Linked DNA regions of Homo sapiens: region 1 is linked to region 2. A link is a loop called in an ENCODE intact Hi-C map of the cell type or tissue named here. Cell type or tissue: heart left ventricle. All regions are shown on one strand.

Region 1 (2,500 bases), 130 kb before region 2:
CAGCTTGGGAAAGTGGATAGCACTTTTGTGCAGAGAAAATTGAAACCTTTTGCTCCAGGTATAAGCATCCCTGAACCAGAGTGCACGACTGGCAAAGGAATGTGGACAAGATTTTAGCACCATCATTTCAGGTACCTTTGTGCAGTACACAATCTGCACAACTGTATATGGCAGTCCAAAACATGATAAATGTTTTGATTGGATTGGATCAGGAGAGGTCTCCTGTGTTCTGGAGAGCAAACCAATAAGGAAGATCATCTACTACTTTCCAGACTGTTTTTGGCAAGTGCTGGAATGAGGTGCTACTTCAGAAATGGACCTTTCAGTGAGTCAGGCTTCTCATGCGAAACTTACTTCTAGAACGAACTAAGGGGATATTTAAATCTTCTCTTCTACTGTGAGCTCCACTGTTTTGTGGCTACCCATTCTGCAAGGATAACAATTGCCCATTCTCAAGGATAGCTAGAGAGCTATCATTTTACTCAGAGGCAGGAAGTAGTTCATTGGGAGATCCAGATTGTGTGTATTGTGTGTGTGATTGTGTGTGTGTAAATTGTGCAAGTGTGTGTGTGTGAGAGAGAGAGAGAGGAAAGGAGAGCAAATGACCTCTGGTTTTGGAGTGAGAAATGGCCTATCTAAAAAACTTTCTAGATTTGACTGTTGACTTCATTTGAATTGCACTGGAACAACTTGGAACTTTTTTTTTTTAAATTTCATTGATTTCCTAGGAGTACACACTACATTTCTTGACTATGTATACTACTCATGTAAATTCAATGTGACATATTGGAAGGGGAGCAGACTAACTGTGCTTTGAAATTATCCATCAAACATCGGAAATGTCAACTTGTTTAGAAGCAAAGAAGCAAACAGAATCCAGAGAATGAGGCTAATTGGAATCTTAAATTATGTTTTTTTTCAGAGGCAGGTACTTGTTCCATTAGAAAAATGAAGTCAGTTGCATTCAGCAAGTTTAACTTAAATTTGTAGACCCCTTGAGTGTGCAGCTTTGTATCATTAAGGGGATTCATTAAATCTATTGATAGCAGCCCTGTCAGATAAGTAGTTTCCTGCTTGGGCCTTTTCACAAGGAGCTGCTGTTTGTTATTTGCTTGCATCCTGTCACTAAGCTAAGTAATAAAATGTTGAAACTCAATGTGCTTTAATTACAAAATGGCCACACCCAGTGAAAGATGTAAAATCTGATTTTAAACATGGAAAGTTATTTCTGGTTATGATCTCATGTTCTGTCAAAACAAAATAAAACAAAAACCCGAAGCATACTCAAACAACATTGGACTCATTGCACTGAACTTTTAAATACAAGCATCCTTGACCAGGCCAGACACTGTTCTGCACCCCCGGGGGAATGACTGGCCTTTCATTGATTTCAAAAGGCACTTCCTAGCTGGATCCACTCCCTAGGGATGTTAAGCAAGACTGCGAGCAGGGCCAAATTCTCAAGGCTGAATTCTCAAGGTTGCTCAAGAAAATTGGGAAACTCAGTTATAAAGGATAAAAGTAATAAAACCATGTGTTCAACTTTGCACATGTTTGCTAGAAGGTATTAATCTCATATGCAAATGTTACTAGCTTGTTGGCCTCCCCTATGGTTATTACAATGTTAGTCAAACTATCTTGAAATTTTTTTCTTTCCTAAAGCTTTTTTACTATTGAAATTTGAGTACCAATAGAATTTTTGAATACAAAATCATTGAAATGAAATTAAAGCCATAAATTACCTTCAAATGCTGGTGCTTTAGTTTGTCTTCCTCTATTTTCAGACGCTTCTGTGAGATTTCTTCCTGTATTTTTCTTTTATCCTGAAATAAAAAAGTTCCAGTATATTTTATTTTTAAAATTTGCTTAATTATGTTTCCTTGGGGTTGTTGTCACTATCTGAATGGCCCGTTACTGATATTTTTTTGGCATTGGTGTGAAGCTGCTTTGGAAACTCCTATTTCAAAGCAAAGGAGAGCGAAGTGAGACATTTGAAGCATTTTCCTTATGGGAAAGAATATGAAAAGGCACTTTTTCAAAGAGGGCTTAAACATCCTTCTTCACTCCCCTTTTCCTTCTTCCCCATTAGTCTAGCAAGATTGACCTACTGAGTGATGTAATAGAAAAAGTGAATTGTAAAGAGACAAGTTGTGAAATAGGTGTGAGGAAACATCGTGAGAAGAGAGACTGATCCTGGTCCAAGGTTGAAGAAGCCTCTGGGTGAAAGGACTCCTTATGTGGAAAAACAGGTCAACCTATGGATCGTTAGAAAACTAGGAAGTTGGAAATTGGGACTGTTTCCTCCTTGCATAGCCTGCTATGGGAAGATAGAGGAAAATAGTTTAGATAGTGCTTCTTAACACTAAGAAGGCTTTTAGCTCAGGTAAAACAAAACTCATGAAGATATGTTGTATCTTTCACCAAGTTTAAATTACATTACCTCGGACAACCCAGAAAGCATAACTACTGATACAAAAAGGTTGTACTTTTAAGAAAATAT
Region 2 (2,500 bases):
ATAATAATAATAGTATTTTGTACTGAAACGTGAATGTGTTGTGAACGTGATAAATATTTTAAAAATATTTAGTTGAATCCTCTCAAACAAACCTAAAAAATGGTAACATTATTATGATCAGTATTCACAGATGAGGGAAACTGAGGCTCAGAGAAATAAAGTAATGTGCCTGTCGTAAGTGACTGTCGTAGTTCGTTCAGGCTGCTGTAACAAAATACCGTAGACTGAGTAATTTATAAACAACATAAATTTATTTCTCACAGTTCTAGAGACTGGGAAGTCCAAGATCAAAGTGCCAGCAGATTCGATGTGTGGCGAGAACTCTCTGCTTCATAAATGATGCCTTGTTGCTGTGTCCTTACGTGATGGAAGAGGCAAGGGGCCTCTCAGTCTCTTTTATCAGAACGTTAGTCCCATGTCTGAGGGTGGAGCCCTCATGACCATATCACCTCCCAAAGGCCCCACCTCTTAATACCATCACTCTGGGGGTTAGGTTTCAAGATATGTACTTTAGTGGGACACACACATTCAGTCCATAGCAGTGGTACAGTTGGGAGTCAGGTTCAGATATGTCAACTTTGAGAACTTCATTCTTTGAGAGCCTATTTGATTTTTTTTTTTTAATGAGATGGAGTCTCTCACTGTCGCCCGGGCTGGAGTGCAATGGCACCATCTCGGCTCACTGCAACCTCTGCCTCCTGGGTTCAAACGATTCTCCTGCCTCAGCCTCCCAAGTAGCTGGGATTACAGGCACCCACTACCACACCAGGCTAATTTTTTGTATTTTTAGTAGAGATGGGATTTCATTATGTTGGCCAGGCTGGTCTCAAACTCTTGACCTCATGATCCACCCACTTGAACCTCCCAAAGTGCTGGGATTACAGATGTGAGCCCCCGCGCCCAGCCTATTTGATTCTTAAATACCATCCTCTCTACTGATTTACATGAAGGTAGAATATTTTTGCATCCCAAAGAATTAGCCTGTGTGCTAATCCCTTATTGGGGAATGAATGTAGAGCAGGAATGAGAGGAAAGGGAAAAGAACAAGGAGAGGGCAGCCACAGAAAAGAGGGGTTTTTAAAGATATATTGTCAAACATGTCAGAGCCTGAGGCAGATAAGAACTAAGAAGAAACCACTGGATCTGAAAAGTAGAAAGTGTCTGATGACTCTTGGGGTAATGGTTGGGGCCAGAAGAAAGACTGCAAAAGGAATAATAAGTAAAAGTAAATGTAGCCCTGCCATGTCAGAAAACTGGCAAGATAGATGGGAGAAATGGATGGTTATTTCCAGCTCTCCTAATCTTTTCATTCTCTCTACATGGAGCATTTAGAAAAACAAAAACAAAAACCAAACAAACACATATCCTTTCATCAGCTGATTGCTATGCTGCTTGGCAGGGTTGTCACAATTTAAAGATCAGGACTTAGTCTTACATGGGAGCAAACACTTCTTTGTGGCAGAAATTCATTAGTCTTGCTCCCAGTCGGCTGGTGACAGAATGGGCACTAAGGTTTTCTTCTTGGAGGCTGGGAGTGTTGCTTCAGCATCACTGAGCTCATTATTCCTTTACTTTCAGAGCAAGATGAAATTAAGAGGCCAGCTTGTTAGGAAGTCAGTTCACTGTGTCATACAGATCTAAGAGGAATGTTGGAGCAAGTGCTGCTCCTGAAAAACATACATGGTTATTGGAGTAACAAGCAGAATTCTGTTGATGTTTGCTTTCCTTAGAAAGTAGAAGAAATGGATCAATTATGGCAGGGTTCAAAGCTCTCTATAGCTGAAGAGAAATATCTCCAAGGGCCATAAAAATAAAAAGACAGTTTGTTCATATCAATCCCTAACATAGAAAAATATCACTGGCTACATTTCCAACTATCTATTTCTACTACAGCCTTCAAAGTGGGGACTGGGAATCTCGTGCTTACTTTGAAGAGGCTTGAAATGATTGCCTCCTTTTGCAAAAATCTTTAAATTGAACAATTATTTTCAAGGCAGATTGTCTATATTGAGTCATTCTGCAGAACTAAAAAAAACTTAGTATTTTAAATGCATTGTCGTTTGGAGCACTTTAAGATTAAATAAATCGTTATCTTGGGTGATGCAATATGAAACCTTGAGTAGAGGTCAAAGAAGTTCTATGACATTTACAGATGTTTAAAAATAGTACTTTAAAATAGAGAAAACTATGAATTACCTTTATTAACCATAGTGATATAATGAATAATGGCATCTACCAATAATCAATCTCAAACCGCAATTAGTCACGACACAAGGTTCAATCTCTCACTAAGAGCAAATATTTTACTAGAGTAGCTAATAAATAACAAATTGATATGATTCCACTTAAAAAAATCATGTTTCAATTTTGATAAGGATGATTGATAAACAATGATAAACATTTATAAACCTTGATAAACATTGATAAAAATGTTTCATGTTTCAATTTTGATAAGGATGATTTGTAACCTTCTCAAAGAATTGTTATTAGAAGGTAAGAG

The links. Hi-C counts contacts between places; a loop is a spot of excess contacts. Peaks named below come from ENCODE experiments on the same cell type or tissue, not always from the same donor. Only the 100,000 strongest peaks of a DNase experiment are listed, where the experiment ranks them.
Region 1: a loop joins it to region 2, with 4 times the contacts of the local background. A loop is called at or near these places in 3 of 110 quality-filtered maps.

What each region holds. Positions count from the first base shown.
Region 1 is chr1:99,661,642-99,664,141 of GRCh38, reverse strand. It overlaps PALMD (palmdelphin), which reads right to left. Exons shown (of 8, transcript NM_017734.5): 2 at 1,743-1,823. Among named protein-coding and RNA genes, the nearest start is that of PALMD, 17 kb to the right of the region's middle. In heart left ventricle, no CTCF peak of the experiment used is centred here; a DNase peak (open chromatin) is centred at 1,391; H3K27ac peaks cover 2,500 bases.
Region 2 is chr1:99,531,376-99,533,875 of GRCh38, reverse strand. No RefSeq gene overlaps it. Among named protein-coding and RNA genes, the nearest start is that of LINC01708, 45 kb to the right of the region's middle. In heart left ventricle, no CTCF peak of the experiment used is centred here; no DNase peak of the experiment used is centred here.